Regions from separate parts of the Homo sapiens genome. Here all the other regions are linked to region 1. Evidence: chromatin loops called from intact Hi-C (ENCODE). Cell type or tissue: endothelial cell of umbilical vein. All regions are shown on one strand. Region 1 overlaps NLK (nemo like kinase). Region 2 overlaps LINC01992 (long intergenic non-protein coding RNA 1992). Region 3 overlaps LOC105371709 (a long non-coding RNA gene).

Region 1 (5,000 bases):
TTCTACATGTAGCTAAGAATTATAAGGCAGAAAACAGAAGACTACTGAAGTTTAGGTTTGAAAGATTTGATTTTTCCATCTGTAGTCAGCTAATTACTGTGAGAGTAATGTGTCAATTTTTTAACCTGAAGCTAAAAAATTAAGTGATATGATAGGATGAAATAAAATAAAACATTTAAGTAAATGGTATACCAGAGGGTTCCATGAATATTTTTTGACAAAGGCTCTTTACTTAAACATCTGCGAACAATTTTGAGGAGGAAAATTTCAAAGAAACATTCTAACTGATGAAACGGGTTGAAATTTGCTACCAACAGCTACTAACCTATATCACTCATGGTTTTAAACCATAACTATGCTAACTTTCCCTCTGTTTTGTAAGTATTTGAAATAATGATGAATCAAAGATCTCCTAGACTCAATTAAATTATGGCCAATAATAATAAGTGACTGAGAACTCTTATCTTACAGAAGCACATACACAGTTTTCAAACCAAGTACCAAAATTAATGCCTGATATAAACAATATGTGCCTGAACTATAAGGTAGAAAATGGATATAATGAATTAACTAAGTGTTCAATGAAGAGAACCTAAATATCTTTGGCATTTATTCAATATATCCACATTCACCAATTATCTTACATGGAAACATTCTTTCTTCACATATGGCCTATGTGCAGTAAAGGGTTAACTCAGCAGACCTGGGCTGTCCAAACCCTGCACATTCCGAAAGTCTTCAAGACTGGCCCCTGACTTCTAGGAAATAACCTCTGGGCCACTGCAATATCCACCTGACAATAGTATCTTAGTATACCTGGGGCTTTGGGCATGCCAGATAGTTTATGCTAACAATATGATATACGGTGAATACCTGTCTTTGTCTGGGGCCTTGGGCTACGCCATATTAGTTTGACCTCTGGAGGGGAAGGGAAAAAGGAGGGCTGGAGACTCGGCAGCTAAGGTCACTCACATGGGTGCTCCATGCCTATGTGACTGACCCACAATAAAAACCTTGAACACCAAGGGAATAACAGCTTTTCTGGGTCCTGTGAGTTCTTCTAGCGAATCACTGAGCCTGAGGGTGGTCTTGGGAACCCCCAACACATGCTAAAATATAGCAAAATTCATATTTAATAAAGGAAATTTCTTCTAATTTTAAGGTTTGGTTTCAGCAACTTCATTTCCAAAGAGACAGAAACAGTACTACACACTGATAGGAATGCTACTATATGGATTTCTTTCCCACCAACTAAAAAGAATAAAGAGGGGTAGCTCCTGGCCAGGTATAAGAAGGTACTTCTGCTGAATGAAACAAGTGGTGATCCATTCCCACCAGCTCTCTCCTTTTCTTCAATGAAGACCCAGGTAATCTTCAGGAAGTCTATGAAATGGAATCATTAATGCTTTCTCCTCAGTTGCTACTACTGACCTACAGTTGAGGAGAAAAGAACTTTCTCAATCCTTCTACCCTTAGGTTAATTTTGTACTTTTAAAATAAGAGTTTGTCAGAACCATCTGGCCAGGTTCAAGGTTTCAGCTATACAAAGACATTCTTGTCAGCCAGGAACCAGTCAAGGGACAGTCTTTTCTTTGGAATGTGCAGAGCTGGGGCACCCCAAGTCCAATAACCCTTCACTGCACAAAAGGATTAACTCCATAAAGGATCTGTGGATTAAAATATCACCAAAGATTACAGTTTCCCCTCAGTATCCAAGGGGGATTGGTTCCAGGACCCTTGGAGGATACCAAAATCTATGGATGCTCAAGTCCCTTATATAAAATGGTGTGGTATTTGCATATAGCCTGTATCCAATCCTCTGTATGTTTTAAATCATTTCTAAATTACTTATAATGCCTAATAAAATATAAATACTATGTAAGTAGTCATTATATTGCTTTTTAATTTGTATCACTTTTTTTTGGCGGGAGGGCGAGGTCTCACTCTGTCGCCCAGGCTATAGTGCAGTGGTGTGATCACAGCTCACTACAGCCTCGACCTCCCGGGCTCAGCTGATCCTTCTGCCTCAGCCTCTTGAGTGGCTGGGACTACAGGCATGTGCCACTACACCCAGCTAATTTTTTTTGTATTTTTGGTAGAGACGAGGCCTTGCTATGTTGCCCAGGCTGGTCTTCAACTCCTGGGCTCAAGTGATCTGCCCACCCTGCCTGAGCCTCCCAAAGTGCTGGGATTACAGGTGTGAGCCACTGTGCCCACTATACTTTTTATTTTTTTATTTTTATTTTTTTTTCAAATATTTTTCATCCATGGATGCAGTTTCACATCTATGGAGGGCTGACTAGCATTCAAGAGCTTTTGGTTTAAAAGATCAAAACATCCCAGCAGTGTTGATCAGTGACAATTCTATTACCATATAAGGTTTCCCAAATCCTTACCCAGCTTAGTTCTCTTGGGAAGCTCTTAATTGTTCCTATTTTCTAGGAAGTTATCAAAGATAACAATCTCATATGGAATTACCAACCCCCTGTGTAAGAATGAGATTTTCATTACCTCACTGGTGAATCAGAAAAAGTATCTCACTATTACATTGGTTTCCATTCTGAGTCATAGGCCTAAAGTATTAATAAAAAAGCCTAGAGTTTGAATAAACTGCACTATCATGAGCTTACCAAAATCAATGACTTAGGATTTCCTGTCTTTTATTTAAAGCTTTACCAAGTTAAATGTGGAATGGAAACTGGTGACACTTTGCCCAGGAATGTCAGGGAGGTTAACTTATGTCTCAATTTTTTTCATGCACAGTCCCAGGAGCTACTACCATGCATTATTTTATTATTACCATGGAGCTATCACCAGGCATTATTTTAACATTATTTTATAGTTCATTATTATTCACAATGTCTAACATACTATTTTTAAACATCAACAGTAGTAACAGGAGAACGTTAAGGGCTCTAGCCTGAGAATCACATAGGTAAGGGCTGAAAGCAAGACTACATAGTCAGAATACCTGGAACCAAATCTCCATCCCCACACTTACTAGCTCTGTGATCTTGGTCAATTTTCTTACCTTTTGTGCCTCAATTTCCTCTTCTGTAACATGGGAATAATCACAATACCTTCCCCAGAGAATGTTTGTAGGATTAAATAAACATGTGTAAAGAGCTTAGAATTGTGCCCGGCATCTGATAAAAACTATATAAGTAATGGCTATTATGTCAATATCACCACTACCACCACCATCATTCTAAGGAACATAAGACAACTTAACTTACATTAATTCTACAATTTCTATCTTACCCCAAGTGTTATAATAAAGGGCAGTATTACTCTCTTAACCGACAGGCAGCTGTTGTATAGTGGTAAAAGCACTTTCCTGGGTTCTACTACAACACAGCTGCCTCACTGGTTTCATCTGCAAAATGGGGATGGTAATAATCTATCTCATAAGGCTGTGTGGGGATTAAATATCTGTTCAGATGTTCTGTTCTGTGGCATCACCACACAGGATATGTTGATAATACTGAGCTCTGCCAGACACACAGGATTTCAAAATTACCTGGTTCCAGGTACTCAATCACTTCTGCAAGGATGAGATTTAAAATACTTGAAGGCATGAACCCCAAAAGGTGCTAGAAGAACAAATTAATTTTAAAAATTGTCCCCTTCTTTCACATTCCCTGGTTAGGATACATTTCTTCAAAATAGTCAATGTGTGGAGGTTGGAGTATGTCAAGGGCAGAGAGTACCTGAGAAAAGGAAAAAAAAAGTCAAATTTAGAGAACAAAAAAGGAAACAAAATTCGACATAAATGCAAGTAAATACTAACAACTCTTTAATGCTTTAAAGCTTAGTTACAATTGCCCACTGAAAATTAAATTCGTCTGTCAAGAAACACAGTACTAAACATTAAGATGGATTCGTACACTTACTATCCAAAAGACTTACAAAATGAGAGAGGCAATTGGGTTACACCACACGCTACCAAAATCCCTGCACAGGAGAGAGTTTTTGAAATAAACACCCTATTTTAAACAATCAATGTTACTCTAAGAGCGTGAGAAGCCACATCTATCATTCATTCCTTTATTCCTCTGTTCAACAAATCTTTACTATGTGCATTCTACCTGGCAAGCACTAAGCTTTTAGGTTATCCTGTTGAACAAAATAGGCATCATCCCTGCTCTCATGACTACAGAAGAGGTAAGCACTAAACAGTTACAGATATGTAATTACAACATCTATTACTATGGAGGAAAAATGTAAAGAAGGGTAGAGAGAAAAAGCTTCCCTAAAGTAACACTACTCTAGAATTTGAAGGCTGAGTGGCAGTTGGTTGATCGATGGGCAGGCAGTGTAAAGACACTGAGGCAGATTCTAGAGACAGAAAAGCCAGTGCTTATTGAATATAGAGGGTAGGAAGAAAATAGACTAACATAAAGTAGAAGAGGAAGACATGAAATACACTACACAAAGTCTCTTTAAATCATACTAAGCATTTTTGATTTTATTCCAAGATTCTTGTAAGAAAAGAAGTCACTAGGGTGAGGAAAAAAGACTTTACGACGCAAGTCCTTTATAAAAGCAGCATAGTACCCGTGTAACTTCCGCCATCAAAACATAACAAACAAATCCCCTCCCAGCTGTCTTGCTAAGCTAATGAGAAATACCAAGCTCAAAGGACATGGAAGAAACTACTTAACAGGAAATAAATTGTGTGGTACTAGTTCAAATTTTATGATCTGTAGCTTAAATTTTTTTTTTTTTTTTTTTTTTTTTTTTACTACAGAGAACTTCAAACATATAAAAGTGGGCAGAATAGTATAGAGAATGCCCATGTAATCAATACCTGGCCTCAGTTATTCACACACATGAACATTCTTATTTCATCTCTACCCTTTACTCTCCCTATATAATTCTCAAGCATATATCAAACTTATTTCAGCCATAATCAGTATCTCTAATGAAAAAAAGGTTAAAAATTGCAATGATCAAATCTAAAATGTAAGTGTTTAAAAATATCATCAAATATCCAGTTC
Region 2 (5,000 bases), 150 kb after region 1:
GACCAGTCTTAGGCACAAGCCTGGCCCATGGAAGACAAGCCACTTATGCTAGTGTCCTTGTCATTCCACCACAGGCACCAGAAACTACCAACAGAACTGATTATTATTACTGTTATTTTTACAAAGAGGCTGCTATCTTAGACCAGCAAGGAGAATTCGTATCCCCTTCTGCCCAGTGCAAAGTGCTGGGTGACTTGGCTTCTTTTTTTCTTTTTTTTGAGACAGGGTCTTGCTCTGTCACCCAGGCTGGAATGCAGTGGCACAATCACGGCTCACTGCAGCTTCAACCTCTCGAGTTCAAGCAATTCTCCCACCTTAGCCTTCCAGATAGCCGGAACTACAGGCGTGTACACCATGCCCAGCTAATTTTTTATTTTTTGTAGAGACTGGGGTCTCACAATGCTGCCCAGGCTGCTCTTGAACTCCTGAGCTCAAGCAATGCCCCTCGTTTCATCTTCCAAAGTGCTGGGATTACAGGCGTGAGCCATCGTACCTGGCCCTGACTTGGTTTCCAGTTCTTTCTCCAGCCAATGACTTGCCACAGAGCCTCAGTTACTTATTTTGGCCTTGGCGTCTTCGGATTTTCCTAGGTGATCAGCAGAGATGCTTTTAGAGCCACATGGCAAAGTTTTGACAGGTTTTTTTTTTTTCCATGAGACATAGTCTCACTCTGTCACCCACGGTGGAGTGCAGTGGCGTGATCTCTGCTCACTGCAATCTCTGCCTCCCGGGTTCAAGCAATTCTCCTGCCTCAGCCTCCTGAGTAGCTGGGATTACAGGTGTGTGCCACCAAGCCTGGCTAATTTTTATATTTTTAGTAGAGACAAGGTTTCACTCTGTTGGCCAGGCTGGTCTCGAACTCCTGTCCTCAAGTGATCCACCCACCTCAGGCTCCCAAAGTGCTGGGATTATAGGCATGAGTCACCATGCTTGGCCTGGCTTTTTTATTTCTACATTTTCAGAACCCAAACTGGTGCTGCCTGACACATGGTAGGCACGCAGCACAAGTTTGTGGTGTGCATGAATAAATGAACCAGTGACCATTCAGCTATGGAGGAGACTCATAGTACCTGTAGCCCTGACCCTTAGGCATTCCTTTCCTTGGTCTTAAAAGGGTCCCTTACTCTGTACCTGATGTCATCAGCCAGGACAAAGGACGCAACTTTGGCACAGATATCTTCTGCTTAAGGGAAGCCCATTGTGTGAACACTTACAGGAATGTTAAATTATGATGATAGTGGTTCTTTGAAATGCACATCTGTGAGGAAAGATAAGCAAGACCTCACCATAAAGTACTCACAGGCGTGGGCAGGGCCTGGGGAACACTGTTAAGAGTGCAAACAATAAAGAGCTGTCACAAAAGACAGAAAATGGTTTCTTACAGTCATAATTATGCTTAAAAAAAGACAAACTGACATTTTGGTACATTTCCTTCTAGATGTCCTTCTTTGCGTATTTTTTTTTTGTAGAGATCGTAACGCATACATATTTGAATCCTGCTATTTTTATTCCACGTAACATAAACTTTTGCCCACGTTGTTATAAACTCTTTAGCGACATCAGTTTAATTATTGAATAATACTCCATTTATGGATGTACCATAGTTTATGTAACCACTCCCTCATTGCTAAGCATTTAGTTTCCAATTTCTCCCCATTATAATCAAGGTACTCTGCTCAGAAGATCTTTGTGCATTAAACTTTTTCCATTTTTTTAGATTATTTCATAAAGATAGGTGATCAGGAGTCAAATGCTCGGTCTCCGGGAGTGATAGTCTTAAGATTCTTTTCTTAAAAATTTTTTTTAAATAGAAAAATTTTTATTTTTAAGATTCTTGAGAATATATTATTGTTAATTTGAGAAATGTTCTCATTGTTCTTCAGAATCCAGGCTCTGTGTTCAGACAAGTGGTGTGCAAACGCTTGTTCTGGCATTTACAGTATGGACTTGGCCACCTTGGTTGACCTTCCTAAGTCTCAGTTCCTTAGCTATCAATTGAGGATTATGACTGCACCCTCCTCATGGGACTGTTGTGAAGATGAACAAATAAGACAGCAAAGCTCAGTGCTTGGCACAGAGTGTGCTCCCCACATATTAGCTAGTACTAATTTGCTTATCTTTGGTTATCAATGAGGAAGGGCCTTTTCACTTCTGCCTATTGTCTGTTTCTGTGTGTGTATGTGTGTCTAAATTAAGATATATGGTTTTAAGGTGAAAAATGAAATCATAAGGGACTATTTATTAGGTCAATTAGCAGGCATATAGCTCTTTTTCCCCCCTTTTAGAAAGGGTGCTGCCCAGGCTGGCCTTGAATGCCTCAGCTCAAGCGATCAGCCCCCTAAGTAGCTGAGACTACAGGTGCACACCACCGTGTCTGGCAAATATAGCTCTTTCTCAGGGTTCATCTAACCTCAAAGAAGAGCAGATACTAGTGCTGTACAGTTTCTACCCAGCATTTCTCCTTTGGGCTAGTTTTGGAATCTATCATAAGACTTATCTTTCTCTTTTAATGTTTAAGACTAACTACATTCTTAAGTATGATTTTTATTGTGTGAAGAGAACCTGTGGGAATACATTGCCAATTGTGGAACAAATTCAGAGACAGAACTAGATTTGATTTCCAGAAATCTGTAGTACTGCCGACCTCTCTAAGAGCACATTTCTCAGCAAAGCAAGAACTCCCAGGGCAAGAATCCTGTCCGCTGGGGACAGCTTTAGCCCCTTAGGAGCACGGAGCAGTCCAAGCAGCCGCTGCAACTTCCCCTCCCACTGACGGCATCTATAAATCCATTTCCTGTCTTGTAATTATGTCTCATGTGGTAATTAGCCCCTTTATATAAATGAAGCCAAATTTCCTTGTGTAATGGACTGAAGCCCAAGTGTATGCGAGGAGTTGAAATGCCGCTTTGGCAGGAGGGGGGCCTCTGAGATCTCCTTGGGGGCAGGGAGGAGAGCCCTCTGTGTGAGGAGTCTACACTGTGCCAGGCGCTGTGCTGGTACTTTGCATGCACCATTCCATACCCTCCTCACACTGATCCTTCCTTCCGGGCACCTTTGCCTTTGCTTTTATTGTCCAAGGCCAGCTTCTGTGCACTCTTCAGGTAGAAAATCAAAACCATCAGTGGTACTTAGATGAACACGTGACTCTACATGCCAAAGGCTCTGCGGGGTACAAGGAAGGAAGTGCTGTAGGAACCAGCCAAGGACAGCACCCCTGAAGCCTTGTTCCTTCCTGGAATTTCACGTGGCCCACTGACCCTTCACAGCCCTGAATGTGCACAGGCACGTGTGGAGCCAGCATCAGGGTGGGGCTTCAGGATGCCAGGAGCCCAGAAACCAGCGCAGGCACCCAGCTGTGGGAGGAACATTTGAAATATTGCTGTAGCCCTTGGGAGGACAAGACAGGGACACAGGGGCAGAGACAAGGATGGAGGGGGCGGTTGGAAGAGGTGGGTGCAGGCTTATGCCCTTGAAAAGGGAATTTGGGACAGTGAAGAACGAGGCCACATGTCCCTTTACCCCATCTCCCTCTATCTTCTTTCTTTTTTCCTTTCACTCTTCTCAGGCATCTCCTTCCGATAATCAGGCTGCATTTGCCGGCAGCCGGGGGGGGGGGGGGGTGCGGGGGGGAGGTGTGTGTGTGGAATTCACGGTCTTTTAGCTTGGACAGAGAATTAGAGGGGGCAGTGAACACAAATTGTCAGGAAGGCTAAGAAAAGAGTACGGAGGACATTGGATTAGCCTTGAATCTTTGAGCAGGCTACTTAGATGCTGCTAAGTCCCTTGGGGTCCTGATGTCTAAAATGGGGATAATAATTGATGTCTTGAACACCTCACTGGACTGAGGAGGAAGTGGAATAGACTCGATTTTGATTCAAGGGAATGTCTGAGTATATACTGGTTTTTCAGGGATGTGCCTGGGGAAATACGTATAAATGCATGTTTATATGTAAGTATGCGCACATTGCCCATTCCACATACACATGGTCAACTGAATGTATGTTTTTTTTGTCTTTTAGGAATTTAAAACCACCACATATAATAATAAGTACTTACTACTCATTAACCACTTACTCTATGCTAGACCCTATCTCAGCTCTGTACATATATTTCTTATTTAATTCCCTAAATCCTATGAGGTAGGTATTATTAGCCCCATTTTACAGAAGATAAAACTGAGGCACCAGATTAGGATGATCACTCAAAGCTATGGACCTAGTAAGTGTTAGAGCTGGAACTTGAAACAGGCCTGAATTTCCTAATCTTTTGTCTTAATTGCTATGTTGTTTCTAATAATCTGGGCTTTTCTTTACATCTATAGGCAAACATTTTTGGACTCAGACTCAGATACCATTGCCCCAAGGCGGACTCCCACTTTCTCATCTCCAAGTGGCTCTGATACAAAGTGATCTAATGCTTAAAATGAGAAAGGCTTTGAGGGTGTGCCGTGACTTTCATCTCTGCAGAGCCCCAGGATGTTTCTCCAGCCCCCTTCTCAATATGCAGGGAAGAGAAGCCTTAGACGGGCTTCAGGCTCAGGACAGCAGTGTCAGGGGCTCTGCGTAGGGGGTGTCCCTTCTAGAAAATGGCTCTGGGATGGCTGCTTGTGGACAGGATCCTGCTGCCTGTCTCTCTTTCCTGCCTAGTGAAAGCTCTGGGCCCCTGTGCCTTCTCCTTTACCTGCTTCTTTCTTCCTGAACTGGTGCCCTCTGTTTCTAATTACATGGAATTCTAGAGGGGTTCACTACAAGTCCAGCTTCCGTGCGAGCAAAAGACCCTTCTCCATTTTTGCCAGCAAGTTGGCAAGAGCTGTAGGGTAGGAGTGATGCGGTGGGCTCTAGAGCCATGGGTTCAAATCTTGGCCCTTGGCTATGTCACTCAATTTCTCAGGCCTTCCTTTTCCTCCTCCTTTTTTTTTTTTTTTTTTAAAGAAGGGGGCTATAACACCCATATTATAAGATTATTGCTGGTATTAAATTAATACATAGAAAGAACTTGGG
Region 3 (5,000 bases), 100 kb after region 1:
ATGGGAGTTCACTCATGATTTTGCTCTCTGTTTGTCTGTTATTGGTGTATAAGAATGCTTGTGATTTTTGCACACTGATTTTGTATCCTGAGACTTTGCTGAAGTTGCCTATTAGCTTAAGGAGGTTTTGGACTTCATGTCTAAAACACCAAAAGCAATGGCAACAAAAGCCAAAATTGACAAATGGGATCTAAATAAACTAAAGAGCTTCTGTACAGCAAAAGAAACTACCATCAGCGTGAACAGGTAACCTACAGAGTGGGAGAAAATTTTTGCAATCTACTCATCTGACAAAAGGCTAATATCCAGACTCTACAATGAACTCCAACAAATTTACAAGAAAAAAAACAGACAACCCCATCAAAAAGTGGGCAAAGGATATGAACAGACACTTCTCAAAAGAAGACATTTATGTAGCCAAAAGACACATGAAAAAATGCTTATCATCACTGGCCATCAGAGAAATGCAAATCAAAACCACAGTGAGATACCATCTCACACCAGTTAGAATGGCGATCATTAAAAAGTCAGGAAACAACAGGTTCTGGAGAGGCTGTGGGGAAATAGGAACACTTTTACACTGTTGATGGGACTGTAAACTAGTTCAACCATTGTGGAAGTCAGTGTGGCGATTCCTCAGGGATCTAGAACTCGAAATACCATTTGACCCAGCAATCCTATTACTCGGTATATACCCAAAGGATTATAAATCATGCTGCTATAAAGACACATGCACACATATGTTTATTGTGGCACTATTCACAATAGCAAAGACTTGGAACCAACCCAGATGTCCAACAGTGATAGACTGGATTAAGAAAATGTGGCACATATACACCATGGAATACTATGCAGCCGTAAAAAATGATGAGTTCATGTCCTTTGTAGGGACATGGATGAAGCTGGAAACCATCATTCTCAGCAAACTATCACAAGGACAAAAAACCAAACACCTCATGTTCTCACTCATAGGTGGGAATTGAACAATGAGAACACATGGACGCAGGAAGGGGAACATCACACACAGGGGCCTGTTGTGGGGTGGGGAGAGGGGGGAGGGATAGCATTTGGAGATATACCTAATGTTAAATGATGAGTTACTGGGTGCAGCACACCAACATGGCACATGTATACATATGTAACTAACCTGCACATTGTGTACATGTACCCTAAAACTTAAAGTATAATAAAAAAAAATAATGTTCATGATTTAGATCAGTGCTGTCCTAGAGAAATGTGAGAGCCACATATGAAATTTTGTGTTCTAGTAGTCACACTAAAAAGTTAAAAGAGGCCAGGTGTGATGGCTCACACCTGTAATCCCAGCAATTTGGGAGGCCAAGGTGGGAGGATCGCTTGAGCCCAAAGTTCAAGACCAGCCTGGGCAACATAGTGAAACCTCATCTCTATCAAAAAAAAAAAAAAAAAATTAGCCAGGCATGGTGGCATGTGCCTGTAGTCCCTGCAACTCAAGAGGCTGAAGTGGAAGGATCACCTGAACCCAGGGAGGTTGAGGCTGCAGTGAGCCATGATCATGCCACTGCACTTTAGCCTGAGCAGCAGAGTGAGACCTTATCTAAAAAAAAAAAAAAAAAAAAAGGAAAACAAAATTCACTAGCCACATGTGGCTAGTAGCTACTATATTAGACAGCCCAAATCTAGATCATGGGTTTGAATCCTTAATCTGTCCCTTACCAGCTATGTGACCTTGGGCAAGTTCCTTAACCTATCTTAGTGTGAAAAATTTCCTTGTCTGTAAAATAGAGAGGTTCCCTGACAGATGCAGTTGTGATAATTCAAAGAGACAATCCATGGAAAGCACATAGCCTGGGGCTTGCTAGCAGTAAGTGGGATGGTTATTATTAGTACAGGTATTACAATCGAAGGCAAAGTGTCCCAAGTGTCCAGTGGAGAAATCATCTTGGGCACCACTCAGTTCATGTCCCCAGCATTCCATCCACGTGGAGTGGCTGGCCCCTTAAACACATCACCAGACAGTACAATTTCCGGCCTTTTCCATTTTGTTCCATTTTCAGGAGCTGAGCATGAAGAACGAGAAGTCGGAAGTGAGTCAGCAGGATAGCACTTAGAGCCTAAAAAAGCAAGCAGGACATCAGAATGCATAAGCAGGAATATAATGTGCAGGAAGTGGGAGGTGATCTTCCCTTTCTTCCAAGAACTGGCTCACCCCATGAGTTGTCTGCAAAGACTTTGCAGAACTTGGGCCAGGCCCAGGAATATTAAAGGACTACAAAAGGAGCAACTCACATTCAACAGTGCTGGGTGCTCAACACCTGTTATCTCATGTGATCAATCGTCAATATGTCCCATTTTGCAAATGAAGAAACAGACTCGGGAAGTCAAGGTACCTTATCAAATCTCACACATCTCGTGAGTGACAAAGCTGGGGCTGGCCCACTTCCCACTGTAACCCACAGCTGGAGGGAAGGGGCAAAGAAGTGATGCTATGGAGTACCAGGAAGGACAGGCAGAGAATTCTTACCCTTTCAAGCCTGGCAGCCAGGGGCCTCCCTCACTGGGTGCATGATACTTTTTTAACATTTCTTACCCAAAACTGTTAGCAGAAGGCAAGAGGATCACCTCCGACCTTTTAGCACACACATTCCTCTGGGTCACACTACGTCCATTCTCTGTCTCCATGCTTCGGGCCTGGCTTATCTTTCTACCTCTTCTTCTACCCAAGTTCTACTCACTTTTAAGGCTTTGCTCTTGGAGCCTCAGATCTTCTTCTTTGTTGTCTTTTTTTTTTTTTTTGAGAACCTCGACCTCCCTGGGCTCAGGTGATCCTCTCACCTCAGCCTCCTGAGTAGCTGGGTCTACAGGCATGTGCCACCACAGCTGACTAATTTTTTTGTATTTTGTAGAGCTGGGGTTTTGCCTTGTTGCTCATTAGAATCTGCCTGCCTCAGCCTCCTAAAGTGCCAGGATTACAGGCATGAGCCACTGCACTGGGCTGTAGCCTCAGAACTTTCATGAAGCATTTTTCCTGATACAAGTCCCTCTGGATCTCTCTCTCCCCTGAAGAATTTAGACATTCAATGTCTGCAATATTTATTTGAAACATACACTCTTATTTATATAATCTTATTTATGTGATGCCGTGAAAAACTTTCTAGCTGTCTGACCTTGGGCACTAGACACTTGAGCATGCTTCCTCATCTGTTCAATGGGTATAATAACACCTATTTTGCAGTAGAAGGTAATATTGAGAAAATTAACTAAGGTCATATATTACTATATGAAATATCTAGCACAATGCCTGACACAGAGTGGCCACTTGGGATAGGTAGTTCCCTTCCTCACTTTTTTTTTCTTTTTAGAGAAACAGCCCAGGCTGTTCTCAAACTTCTGTGCTGAAGCAATCCTCCTGCCTCAGCCTTCCAAAGTCTTGGGATGACAACCATGAGCCACAATACCTGGCCTCTTTCCTCACTTCTGTGTGTTGCTTACTTGTCATTATTTTCCTGGTATCTCTATTTCCAGTGCTCTTCTGTTTGGGGAGTTGGTTGGGGAGATGAGATGTGATACTTTAATCTTAGTAAATTGTAAAATGCTTCTCCCATCTTCCTTCATCCATTTTTCTGAGCCCCTACAGTCCCTCCATCAGTTTCGTGACAGGGGATAAAGTCATCAATGCCAAAGCAAAGGTGGAGGCTCGATAAGAGAGAGTGGGAGCAAGGCTACAAACCTCATAGGCATTTGGTATTGCTGAAGGACAACGTGCATGTTCAGGATCAGCTACTGGAAGGTATAACAAGAGAAGCCAGACAAGACAGTGGAAGAATCAGTCAGGGAGCCAATAGCAACTAAGATAGAGACAGGACATGGCAACAAGCTGGGGACTGGGTGAGGCCAGACAAATCTAAGTTCACGTACCACCTGGTCCTTCTTCCCCTACAACTGGGCCTCTTCCCATCCTAACAACACAGGCTCTGAGCCCCAGGAGAATTCCCTTTGCATGTATCTCAGGATGTTGGCCTCATCTTACCCCTCTCCATTTTTCAGTCCCTGGATGGGTTATTTATCCCAGCTCCAAACCCCAGGACCAAACCTCAGCCCTGACCCATGTCCTTGGCCATGTGAGTCAGACGATGTCCCAAACTTCCTTCTTCCTAGATGAGTGGTGAACATTTTATCTTAAAGTTATTAAAAAAGAAAATTTTAAAATAGATTACAAAATTGTTATGCTTAACATTTGTAGGTGCCCTTTATTACTTTGGCTTCTTAAGCCTTAGTAAATGAAAGTATAACTCACATGCATTGGACACAGCAGTAAAATGAGGAATGTTTCATAATGTTATACAGACAATATTCTGTGGATCTATTTTCAGCTTAGAATCCAAATACAACAAGATACTTTTCATCAAAAGGGCAGCAATGAACCATACACAAAATTACCACCTATCCACCCCAATATACCACGTTACAGAGCTCAGCCTCCATGGCAGAATAAAGGTTGTCCTCGCTGAAAGTCCGCAGAGACAGTGGTCCCAGATTAGAGAGCCACAGCCTTAAATATTGATTGCTAGGGTTAGCAGGTGAAACCAAATTATCCAAGACTACAATGAGCATTATTTGGAAAAGACTAAGACAGTGGTGGTTTCCAGACTGTGCTTCACATTGGAATCACCTGAGGATATTCAAAAACTACTGATGCCTGGTTTCAGTGGTATGCTGGTAAATATTTTAAGAATTGGCTGTTTAGAAAGAAAAGAAAGCCCTGATTTATATCCATGGCATAAAAACTTCTATCATGGTTAATTTCTTTCTTTCTTTCTTTTTTTTTTTGAGACAGAGTCACACTCTGTTGCCTAGGCTGGAGTGCAATGGCACGATCTCGGCTCACTGCAACCTCTGCCTCTCGGGTTGAAGCAATTCTCCTGCCTCAGCCTTCTAAGTAGCTGGGATTACAGGTGTGTGCCACCACGCCCAGCTAATTTTTTTTTTTTTTTGTAAGTAGAGACGGGGTTTCACCCTGT

The links. Peaks named below come from ENCODE experiments on the same cell type or tissue, not always from the same donor. Only the 100,000 strongest peaks of a DNase experiment are listed, where the experiment ranks them.
Region 2: a loop joins it to region 1, with 8 times the contacts of the local background. A loop is called at or near these places in 4 of 110 quality-filtered maps.
Region 3: a loop joins it to region 1, with 8 times the contacts of the local background. A loop is called at or near these places in 10 of 110 quality-filtered maps.

Annotation. Positions count from the first base shown.
Region 1 is chr17:28,131,330-28,136,329 of GRCh38, reverse strand. It overlaps NLK (nemo like kinase), which reads right to left. Exons shown (of 11, transcript NM_016231.5): 3 at 3,655-3,710. Among named protein-coding and RNA genes, the nearest start is that of NLK, 91 kb to the right of the region's middle. In endothelial cell of umbilical vein, no CTCF peak of the experiment used is centred here; DNase peaks (open chromatin) are centred at 2,569 and 4,539; H3K27ac peaks cover 2,833 bases.
Region 2 is chr17:27,983,251-27,988,250 of GRCh38, reverse strand. The region is part of intron 2 of LINC01992 (long intergenic non-protein coding RNA 1992); the gene reads left to right. Among named protein-coding and RNA genes, the nearest start is that of LINC01992, 6.0 kb to the left of the region's middle. RefSeq lists a cis regulatory region at 925-1,481. In endothelial cell of umbilical vein, no CTCF peak of the experiment used is centred here; DNase peaks (open chromatin) are centred at 1,190 and 2,680; H3K27ac peaks cover 3,763 bases.
Region 3 is chr17:28,031,498-28,036,497 of GRCh38, reverse strand. It overlaps LOC105371709 (a long non-coding RNA gene), which reads left to right. Exons shown (of 3, transcript XR_934637.4): 3 at 2,037-2,358. Among named protein-coding and RNA genes, the nearest start is that of NLK, 8.7 kb to the left of the region's middle. RefSeq lists an enhancer at 1,684-2,883. In endothelial cell of umbilical vein, no CTCF peak of the experiment used is centred here; a DNase peak (open chromatin) is centred at 2,057; H3K27ac peaks cover 1,392 bases.